2 separate regions of the Homo sapiens genome follow, and region 2 is linked to region 1. The links are chromatin contacts, found by Hi-C or POLR2A ChIA-PET in ENCODE. All regions are on one chromosome and are shown on one strand. The core of a region is the stretch at or near the end of the contact, and the rest is flanking DNA. Distances in the headings are between cores, read along the strand shown. Region 1 overlaps CDS2 (CDP-diacylglycerol synthase 2). Region 2 holds the start of LINC00658 (long intergenic non-protein coding RNA 658).

Region 1 (5,642 bases), core at 1,869-4,368:
AGAAGGACCACTGAACACTGTTGTATGCAATTACCTTCTTTTATAATTAAAAATGGTTTTCAATAGACTTTGAGATTGAACTACTCAAATAAAATATTAAAGAACTATAACTACTTCAGGTATAAGAGAAATGCTTAATTTTTTTCAAGAAAATTTTTTTATGTTGAGAAATAATTTAGGAATTAAAAAAATCAGTAAACCTTAACTATGATTCCCAGGCTTAACAGGGAGAGGAGGTGAAAGATTATTTTCTCATATAACCAATTATTTTATGTTTCTTATTTTTGTTGCTCAAACAGTATGATTTTATTTTAAAAACTCAATTACTGCATGATTTTTGACTATTTAAAATTAGTTTTTCCAAAATCTATTTTTAAAAAATGTTTTGTGTTTGCCCAGGTTAACATGGTATTTCATTAGAAGAATTTTTATCGGCCGGGCGCGGTGGCTCACGCCTGTAATCCCAGCACTTTGGGAGGCTGAGGCGGGCGGATCACGAGGTCAGGACATTGAGACCATCCTGGCTAAGACGGCAAAACCCCTTCTCTACTACAAAAAAAAAAAAAAATTAGCTGGGTGTGGTGGCGCCCGTAGTCCCAGCTACTCAGGAGGCTGAGGAGAATGGCGTGATGGCGTGAACCCGGGAGGCGGAGCTTGCAGTGAGCCGAGATCCCACCACTGCACTCCAGCCAGGAGGACAGAGCGAGACTTCATCTCAAAAAAAAAGAATTTTTATCATCTTTAAAAAATGTTAAATTGCTCTCCTTGGTTGTTAGGACTAGAAGGGACTTTAAAGGTGTTTTTTATTTTTAGGAACAGGGTCTCACCTTGTTGCCCAGGCTGGAGTGTAGTGGCACAGTCATAGCTCACTACAGCTTTAAACTCCTGAGCTCAAGCCATCCTCCTACCTCAGTCTCCTGAGTAGCTCAGGACTACAGGCCTGAGCCATGGCACCCGGCTTGAGGTAGTTATTTTATAGAAGAGGATGCCACAGCTCAGAGAGTTTAAGTTATTAGCTCAAGATGACTTAGTTGGTTAGATACAGAATGGTTCGTATTATGAAGGTCTTCTATTTATTTATTTTTTGAGACGAAGTTTCGCTGTTGTTGGCCCAGGCTGGAGTGTAATGGTATAATCTCAGCTGACCGCAACCTCTGCCTCCTGGGTTCAAGCAATTCTCCTGCCTCAGCCTCCTGAGTAACTGGGATTACGGGCATGCCACCACGCCCAGCTAATTTTGTATTTTTAGTAGAGATGGGGTTTCTCCATGTTGGTCAGGCTGGTCTCGAACTCCTGACCTCAGGTGATACTCCCGCCTTGGCCTACCAAAGTGATGGGATTACAGGCGTGAGCCACCGCGCCTGGCCTATGAAGGTCTTCTAATTCCCGGTTGTTGTTTTTTATTTTTTTCTCATAGAATTAATTTACAGACTTTAAAAGCTTCTTTATTGATTAACATTGATAGATATGATACCCAAATGTTACCTATTTTTCTTATTTGGCTACAAAATCAAAAAAATACTATATAAATCTTTCAAAATGTTAAATGTTAAAAAGGTCTCAGAGTAAATGTGGAGACTCTTTGCAGAAAAAAATGTATGTGTTTTATAGAGAAAGTTGATTAGTTTCAGTTTTCCTGGTTATCGGATGACTGTGATTTAGACATTTGTGAGCACTTTCCTGGGAGTGGCCACTCTGGTATCCTTGAAAGGCACTCCCGGCGCAGTGCTTGAAGACCACAAGGCGCCTTACCCAGGCAGTGGGTGAGGGTGCTTGGAAGAAATGCTTTCCAGTTAATGACTGTTAGCATGAGAACCATTTGTTCTAGTAATAAGCAGTCATTCAGTATTCAACGCTTCTCTTTAGAACATTCACTGACTGTAGGGTCTGCTATGGACGGTGTCTGTATTTCTGAGAGGGGCTGGTGTTATCAGTGTTCATAAGGATATTATTCAGAATTTTATTGCCTGTTTTGACTCCACATAATCAATTTTTTCCCTACTGATTTAAAGAAATAATACAATCTTTTTTAAATCAATAATATTTAAGAGTTTTATTTTTATTTATCTATTTATTTTTTGAGATGGAGTTTCTCTCTTGTTGCCCAGGCTGGAGTCCAATGGCGTGATCTCAGCTCACTGCAACCTCTGCCTCCCGAGTTCAAGTGATTCTCCTGCCTCAGCCTCCCGAGTAGCTGGGATTACAGGCGCCCACCATCACACCCAGCTAATTTTTATATTTTTAGTAGAGACAGGGTTTCACCATGTTGGCCAGGCTGGTCTCAAATTCCTGACTTCAGGTGATCTGCCTGCCTTGGCCTTCTACAATGCTGGGATTACAGGCATGAGCCACCGTACCCAGCCGACTGCATATTTAAATTGGTAAGGTAGAAAATGAGCATGAGAGTCTAACAGCTGATGGATATGGGAACATAATACTTGATAAAATCATTCAGAATATGTTTGATAAACAAGAAGATTGTATAAAACCTGCACTGTCCTACTAATGTAAAGCATTTCTCCTCCCTCACTTTATTCTCAACCTTACAACTGCCAGAAATTATATAATCTTGAATATATTTGAGAAACTCTTTTTAAAATGAATCTTGTAACTAATTTCTTTTTTGAATTTATATATATAAATATATACATACTTATTTTATAATAGAGACAGGGTCTTAAAATGTTGACCATTGAACTCCTGGGTTCAAGCGATCTTCTCGCCTCGGCCTCTCAAAGGGCTGGTACAGCGTGAGCCACCGTGCCCGGCCATTGTAACTAATTTCACAGGGCAGATAATCATCCTTTAAACTGTTTGAAAAGATTTGAGTGTTACTGTTTCTGGTTTTCACACTTTTCCATCTTTTCTAGGATCCACGTAGGTGGAGGAGATTCCTCTCCACAGTTTGTTAAGCTACATTCTATGTTGTTAAGGTCTCCCAGCCCTTCTGGACTGGCACTAGAGGCTGTTGGGGGTGAAAAAGTACAGCTGTTTGTGTGTCATACTGCCTCTGGTTCAGAAAAGAGACGGACACTGACTCTTCACTATTAATTTTGCCAAAGTCTCCTTGAAAGAATGCTAATTTGTTCCTGGCACTGGGCAGGGTTCCTGCCTTCCAAGTCTTGTCATGTGGTGGTTACTTGGCTGGGGTAATAGTGAGGCACCCCCTCCCCACCCCCACGTATGGTCCCCACCGGGCAGCTTCCTATGCCAGTCACTGATATTTGTTCTCATGTTGTTTGCCCCAACAGTAGGGATGGCATTGAGCCCACTAAGTTGACTGACCTTTTGAAGAAAGTTAAACTTTATGGTGTTATTTTGAGTAGGCAGTCTGTGGTGCAGAATTTGTAGGCAGCAAAGGGTATTCTGTGAAGTTTCCTTTCTCCCGCCTGCCTCTCCCCAGGGACAGCCTCATGCCACACTGTGGTTCTCATGAGCACTGCTGTCTGTGTGGAAGGACCTGACCTGTCCTACCAAAGTCAGACATCTTTTTGATTTGTTGTCTTTGGCAGAAGCTCCTTTGTATTAAGGTCTCCATAGGGCCAGCTTGGGGCTTCTCTGTAAAGACTTTGCTGAGGTTTTGAGAGTTCCTGGGACTTGGGATTTACGGGCAACACTCTCTGCCCCTGGGTCTCTGATGTGGAGAGGATGTCTGCCATTGACACCGAACCCCTGAGTGGGCAACTCTCAGAGCCATATCTCCACAGTCCATGCCTGGCTAGTCCTGTGGTTTCAGTGGTCTACAAGACATTCCTAGGTGCATGCCCTTCAGTCCACACAAACTGACTTTGTCTCAAATCTGAATTCTCTCATTCTACTCTTACCACCCTCCTTCAGTTTCTTTCTTCTGCGATAAAATCCCAGATGACTCGGTTACTCAGGCTTGAAATCTCCTATTCCTTTGTTCCCGTGCCCAGGGCAGGATGCAGATTCTAACCAGGTGTGACTTGGAATCCTTATCTGTTTGTTGTTTGTTGTCTGTTTGTTGCTCTTGGAGACTTCAACATTTCAGGACTGCAGTATTGTAAATGCCTGCAGTATCCTAAATCCGAATTCCTTACCTCTCCTGGAATCCTTATCTGTCTTTTACTCTTTGAGATTTCCCAAATTTCAGGATTTATTGCTTGCCTTATTGTAAACCCTGTGAATTGAGCTCCCTCCTGTTAGGATTTGCTCTAGGTCCCTCCTAATCCATCTTGTTCTTTGTATCTTTCAGGAGTTCTGAAACTGCCCTAATAATTATTGGGGGGGTGGGGTGGAGTGATAGAATTCTGGCTCTTTTTCATAATGCTTAAACTTTAAGATCCTTTGTAGTCTTCTGTCTCTCATTTCCTTCCAATTCTTGTTTTAGGTTCAGGGGATACATGTGCAGGTTTGGTACACGGGCAAATTGCACATTGCTGAGGTTTGGTGTACAAATGATTTTGTCACCTAGGTAGTGAGCATAGTACTAGATGGGTAGTTTTTCAATCCTCACCAGCCTCCCACTCTCCACCCTCAAGCCCTGGTGTCTCTTGTTCCCCTCTTTGTGTCCATGTGTAGCTCCCAGTTCACTCTGCAAGTGAGAACATGTAGTGTTTGGTTTTCTCTTCTTGCATTAATTTGCTTAGGATAATGACCCCTAGCTGCATCCATGTTGCCACAAAGGATATGATTTTATTCTTTTTTATGTAGCCTTCTCTCTTAACTGGCCTTTCTCCCTGCTTGGTGCCTCTGTGTCATGGATCTTGATTCTTGCTCTTTCCTACCTCTGAAATGTGTTCTTTCTGTCACCCTCCCTCATTTCTACCCTTTTTTTTTTTTTGAGATGGAGTCTCGCCCTGTCGCCCAGGCTGGAGTGCAGTAGCGTGATCTCGGCTCACTGCAGCCTCCGCCTCCCAGGTTCAAGCAATTCTCCTGCCTCAGCCTCCCTAGTAGCTGGGACAACAGGTGCTTGCTACCACACTTGGCTAATTTTTGTATTTTTAGTAGAGTTGGGTTTCACCATGTTAGCCAGGCTGGTGTCGAAGGCCTGACCTCAAGTGATCTGCCCGCCTTGGCCTCCCAAAGTGCTGAGATTACAGACATGAGCCACCACACCTGACCTTTCTACCTATTTAAGTCTTATTTTTTCAAAAATTATCTCAGAGCATCTCTGGCTAGAAGAGACGTAAGCATGTATTATTAAAAATTACAGAAGTAGGTCTCTACAAAAATATTTTTTAAAATTTGCTGGGCGTGGTGGTGCACGCCTGTAGTCCCAGCTACATGGGAGGCTGGGGCAGGAGGATCACTTGAGCCCAGGAGTTTGAGGCTGCAGTGTAGCCCACTGCACTACCATAACCTCAAACATTTATCATTTCTTTTTTGTTTTTTTTTTGAGACGGAGTCTCGCTCTGTCGCCCAGGCTGGAGTACAGTGGCACGATCTCGGCTCACTCCAAGCTCCGACTCCCGGGTTCACGACATTCTCCTGCCTCAGCCTCCCGAGTAGCTGGGACTACAGGCACCCGCCACCATGCCCAGCTAATTTGCATATTTTTAGTAGAGATGGGGTTTCGCTATGTTAGCCAGGATGGTCTTGATCTCCTGACCTCGTGATGCGCATGTCTCAGCTTCCCAAAGTGCTGGGATTACAGGCATGAGCCACCGCGCCTGGCCACA
Region 2 (5,642 bases), core at 1,782-4,281, 310 kb after region 1:
CCTACTAGCCATGAGGACTAGGGGCTCGGGGTACAGATAAAGAAGACACAGACCCTGCCCTCCAGGAGGCTGAAGGAAAGAAGGGCAGGCCAATCAGTGCTCCTGAGACAGGGTGGCCCTCCTTCTGAGTCTTCTGTTTACTGAGGGCCTTTGTGCTGGATACTGGGCTGCTCCTCCATGTTCATTACTATCTGATATGGTTTGGATCTGTGTGTCCACCCAAATCTCATGTTCAGTTGTAATCCCCAATGTTGGAGGTGGGGCCTGGTGGGAGGTGATTGGACATAGGGGCACTTTCTAATGGTTTGGCACCATCCTTCTAGTGCTGTTCTCATGACAGACTTCTCATGAGACCTGGTTGTTTACAAGTGTGTAGCACCCTCCCTCTCTGTCTTCCTCCTGCTCCAGCCATGTAAGACAAGCCTGCTTCCCCTTCTCCATGCTTCCCTTTACACCATGATTGTAAGTTTCCTGAGGCTTCCCCAGCCATGTTTCCTGTACAGCCTGTGGATTCATGGACCAATTAAACATCTTTAGAAATTACCTAGGCTCAGGTATTTCTTTATAGCAGTGTGAAAAAAAACTAATACAGTCCCTCCTAACAGTAATGCCATGATGCAGGAAGAGAGCCTTACATTTAGGTAAGGATGCTTGGTCCTCTGAACATGTTGGTCCTTTTTATAGGTCCATCGTTCAGGCCACCTTAAAGAGGCAACTTGGGTGTTGTCCATCCAAGCTTGGACATGGGAATTTTGAGAAATAAGACTCTGGGCTCTGGAGGTTCTAGTTCTCTGGTTATCCCATCTGAAGTCCAGCTACCTCTGGAGAACAGCAAGTGGATGTGGATGAATTTGTTCTCAGTGATTCCTAGAGCTGGGTCTGAGTCTTGGGATGCAATGGAAGCCTCTTTCCTCTTCATTAGGCCCATTTACTGAAGAGCCTGAGTTTCAGAAGAGTTAGTGGACTTGCTCAGGTCTTGACAGATAGTTGGAATTGAAGGCTAAGTTTCTCCAGACCACGACAGAGGTTGCCATGGAGGTGCAGAGAAGATAATGAAAATCATGGTGGTAGATGGAGGTGGAAGGGGTAGTTGGTAAAACAGAGTAGGCACCCCAGAAATTATACTAAATCATTTTTTAAATTATTTTTAGTAATTAATGCATTCCTCCCCCTATATGGCCAGAGTTCTTAGAGTTGGGAGAAATCTTTGAAATTATTTGGATCATTCCTGCCTCCCAAGACTGGCAGAGAGGCACTGAGGCTCTCCTTCATCATCTTTAGGGATAAAGAGCTCATGCATGAATGGGGCTGGGGGTCCCTGGCAAATTCCGACCACTGGGGAATCTCTTATCAAAATTTACAAAGAGGAAGCAGGAAGCTCCTTGTTTCCAGTGTATATCACTCTTAACTAAAGCTCAGAGAAATTAAGATATTCTCTATGGCACTACTCAAAACCATGCACCATGATGAGTTGGCAGGATCAGAAGAAAGACCTTTTGCGGATGCCTACCTAGAAGGTTGCAGTGGATACTGGAATTTGGGTTTAGAAAGAAAAGGACAAGGGGATGCTACAAATAATGTCAAATTGAGGCTTTCAGTTTGTGTGGGTCAATATTAGCTTGTTGGGAAACAAGTGCCAGGTAGTCTGTGACATTCAAGGCCCTGATATCCTAAGAGTAAGGAAGAAATAGTGTTTAACAATATTCATCAGAGCAGTGGAGTATAAGAAAAGTCCACATATGTTCTGTGAGTCAGCATGCTGGGACTGAATTTCTAACCTCCTGGTTCTTAATTTCCTCATCTGTATAATGAGAGACTTGTTGAAGATCTTGCTAATATTCTACAGTGGGTTTTAATTTTTTTACATACTTGGTGAAAAAAAAAACAAAACCTCATTTTTTCCCCTCAATCTGATACTAGCTGGTCTAAGTCTCCATCCTTCAGGTTAGAGGAGCACTTTCCCTCAGTCATGTTTTCTACGAATCTCTAGGTGTCTTGCAGTCTAGAACATTCAAGTAAGGATTCCTGGTCCTCTGAACACTTTGGTCCCTTTTAAAGGTCCATGGCGCCGGCTACCTTGAAGAGGCAACTTGGATGTTCTCCAGACAAACTTGGACATGGGAATGTTCAGAAAAATGGGAGTTTGCGCTCTGGGGGTCCTGGTTCTCTGGTTAACCCATCTGAGGTCCAACTACCCTCTGGAGAACAGCAAGGAGACAGATTTGTTCTCTGTGATTCTTAGAGATGGGTCCCAGTCTTGGGAAGCAATGGAAGCCTCTTTCCTTTCCCATTAGGGCCATTTACACCTTTCCCAACTTTTGGTTTCTTTCTCCGGGCCATACACTGAATCCATTGTCATCATATGCTTAATTTTTCTATCACATAAGCCCTCAGTGAAGGATGTCTTCTGGGTGTCTAAAAACATTCTGTTTTTAACCATATGTCAGTTTATCTTTGGTTGTGTGCTGAACATGGTATTTGTAAAATACTTGTTGAAATAATTTGAGGGCAAGGATAATGTTACCTTCCTCTGAGGAGGATTTGATTTGTCTTTGCAAGGCACCTCAGGGAGCTTGCAATTCAAGATCAGGTTAATTCAAGCACAGGACTTTTTACCAAGCAACTTAGAAATATTTAAATAATTGAACAATTGATACAGCTGTACAGGTGCCTCCCAAATGAATATCAGCCCTAAATGCCCCCAATACTTAGGTTAAGTTCTTGTTAATATGGCTATATAACATATCACTCCCAAATTTAGGATTTGAAACAATAATTATTTCTCACGGTTTCAGTGGGTTAGCTCAGAAGCAGCTCAGCTGGGTGGTTCAAACTCAGGGTCTCTCATGATGTTGCAGTCAGATGTCAGTAGGAACTGGAGGCTCCAATTCCAAGGTGGCCCACTTACAAGGCTGGCAAAGTGGTGCTGGTGATTGGCAGGAACCCTTAATTCTTCTCCATGTGAATCTGTAGATGGAGCTGCTCGAGAGTCCTTGGAGAGCGGTGGCTGGCTTCCGCAGAGAGAGAGATCTAAGAGGTGGAAGATACAATGCCTTTTGTGACCTAGCCTCGGAATTCACACCCCATCACTTCCTCCACATTCTATTGGTCACCCAGAGCCAGCCCTGATTCAATGCGCAAGGGAACTAAGAAGGACATGAATACGAGGAGGCAGGAACCATCACAGGCTGTCTTGCAGACTGGTTACCACACACAGAAATTGGGACTTGAATCCAGGCCTCTCTGATGTCAAAGTCCTTGTACTTCACTGTGCTGCCCTCCCCAAGCAGCCTCTTGAATCTGTGGATCCCTCTAAGTGTAATGTCACCTTCAGCCTGCAACAGTACAGAATGGATAAAGTAGTGATATTAAACATGCTGTAAGAGAAGAAGAGAAGCCTAGGCTCCTTGAGCATGATTATAAAATGGGGACCAGTGAGGAGAGGATAGCCTCAAGAAGAAGAATTGAGAGGGGCTTGGTTAACTATCCCTAACTGGACATTCTGCTTTTTGCTGTTCCTGGCATCAGCTATCAGAAAGTCTCTGTGGGTGAGTTTCTGAGCACTCTTTTATGCCATTAACTACACTCTTGCGAAGCTTCTGTTTGAAGGGTTTGGATTTTCTTAGGCAGTGCCAGGTTTTCAGAATAGAAATTGACTGGTTTCTCCCCCAGAAAGTCTATAGCCTACCGTGTTTAACCCCAACCTCTAGTAATAGCTCAATCCACGCTGATCCCCCAGGGTTTGCAGAACAGAGTCTCGGTTGCAAACACTGCAATCAGCAGCTTGCTGTTTTTCTCTTTTTCTTCCACTTTATTTTATATTGATATTTAATGAATGTTTCTTTGGTGGTATTGCTATGTTCATTATTTAAACTCTGAAAATTGAAGCCATAGAAAATAATTGTTGATTCACCACAGGGAGCCATATAAATATTGTTCTAAATTCTAATGACCATGACCATTGGGATTATTTTTTGTGAAGCATAATTTCCATTATTTTGAAAGCCCTCAAGTCAGTATCTTAGAAGGGCAGCTGTTTTCTTGGCTATTTTCAATAGGTTTTTCTTCTTTCTTCATTTTTCCTTCCCTCCTTACCACATTAGACACCCTCCTTTTATTTCTTCCCTTGCCATTGTATTGTTTTTTGTTTGTTTGTTTTTGTTTGTTTTTGAGACAGATTCTCACTCTATCACCCAGGCTGGAGTGCAGTGGTGAGATCTCAGCTCACTGCAACCTCCGTCTCCCGAGTTCAAGCGATTCTTCTGCCTCAGCATCCCGAGTAGCTGGGACTACAGGCGCACGCCACCATGTCCGGCTAATTTTTGTATTTTTAGTAGAGACTGAGTTTCACCATACTCTCCAGGCTGGTCTCAAACTCCTGACCTCGTCATCTGCACGCTTTGGCCTCCCAAAGTGCTGGGATTACAGGTGTAAGCCACCACGCCCAGTCTGTATTGTTATTTTTATTGCTATTGTTAATATAAACGAGGCCTCAGGACTTAGAGCTTCACAACTAAATAATACCTGTGTACATCATTTTGTATTTTCAAGTTGTTTTTACAAATATCATCTTATCTGATGCACATTATAACTGAATGAGATAAATGGGACAAACGTCATCCCTATTTACAGATAAGGACAAAATCCCAAAGATTTGCAGAGCTACAGGGCTGGTTAGAGCAGGTCCCTCCTCCAAGAGCAGATCTCCCTCCCTTAGTATTATCTCACCCCTCCGGGCCTGGGAAACCTAAAGATACTTTGTGAACGCATGTCTGTATCTACAGAAAGCTCTGCTAGTTAAAGAAACTACCCTAGACCAAGCTGCGCTCTAAGGGGCTGGTGAGCTCTGTTATTTTTAAAATTACTTTAAATATTTTTTCTTTTTAATTAAAATAATGAGTCAAACATAGGGAGGATTACAGAAAATAATTTGGAACCAATCAGATTTATCTGAGGTGACCTTTTGCCACAGATGCTTGAAGTCCATCCATCTCTCTTATGAAATGAAATGTTACAGAAACAGCTCATTCTCTCCCTCCTCACTACTCCTTGCCTCCCTCCCAAGGCTACTTCCATCCTGAGTAGTGCTTTCTTCAGTTGCATGTTGATCTACTGTTATATACAAGAATGAGTTACAAGTCATATGCCATCAGCTTTGCATTTTGCAAGAATTTTCACAAATATTATGCTATCGCATGTACAGACTTTAGGCTCACTGCTGAACAATGCCCTGGGCTTCTTTCATTTTTCTGCATGTCTCACTCCTCTGGCTATGCCTGTTTGGGCTGGGAGAGAATACAGGGAATGTCCAAGATATTAGCAGTTCCTATGGCAGCAAGTGCTGGTTTCTGTGACTGTGGTTCCCTAAGAGAGGCAGAAAAGCAAGGGGACTAAGCTTCCACTGTGCACTTAATCGCAGGGCCATAGCCCAAGTAGGTTGTAAAGGCCGATGACATCCCAAGACAGGCTGGAACTTGAACTGACATTTTACAGAGGAAAACCAGGCCCAGAAAAGAGAATGGTTGCTTTAATGTCACACTTCCAGAAATTGGTAAAGCAGGAACCATCTCAGAGCTTATGACACCTTTGTACTAAACACATTGCCTTTAGGCAGTCTTATTCTTCATCCAGTAAACAGCAGA

Evidence for each region. A loop is a pair of places that touch in the nucleus more often than their neighbours do. ChIA-PET counts read pairs that join two places held with the same protein, here RNA polymerase II (POLR2A). Pooled maps may share reads with other maps.
Region 2: a pooled map shows a loop between it and region 1 (4-fold over the local background). The contact joins the promoter of LINC00658 here to the enhancer-like site in region 1. A Hi-C loop is called at or near these places in 26 of 168 maps with a recorded cell type or tissue (CD4-positive, alpha-beta T cell, Caco-2, GM12878 and 16 more), 24 of 37 single-sample maps with no recorded cell type and 28 of 50 pooled maps. POLR2A ChIA-PET finds 5 or more read pairs at or near these places in 2 of 52 experiments (MCF 10A and WTC11).

Annotation. Positions count from the first base shown.
Region 1 is chr20:5,132,458-5,138,099 of GRCh38, forward strand. All of the region lies in intron 1 of CDS2 (CDP-diacylglycerol synthase 2), which reads left to right. Among named protein-coding and RNA genes, the nearest start is that of CDS2, 8.3 kb to the left of the region's middle. RefSeq lists enhancers at 112-613, 614-1,113. Within about 2 kb of position 3,119, at least 7 of the 41 ENCODE cell types and tissues checked have a DNase peak (open chromatin) inside an H3K27ac peak, as active enhancers do; they include dorsolateral prefrontal cortex and heart right ventricle, where a contact is called at or near this core.
Region 2 is chr20:5,442,717-5,448,358 of GRCh38, forward strand. LINC00658 (long intergenic non-protein coding RNA 658) reads right to left here and starts at 3,032. Exons shown (of 5, transcript NR_038240.1): 1 at 2,788-3,032.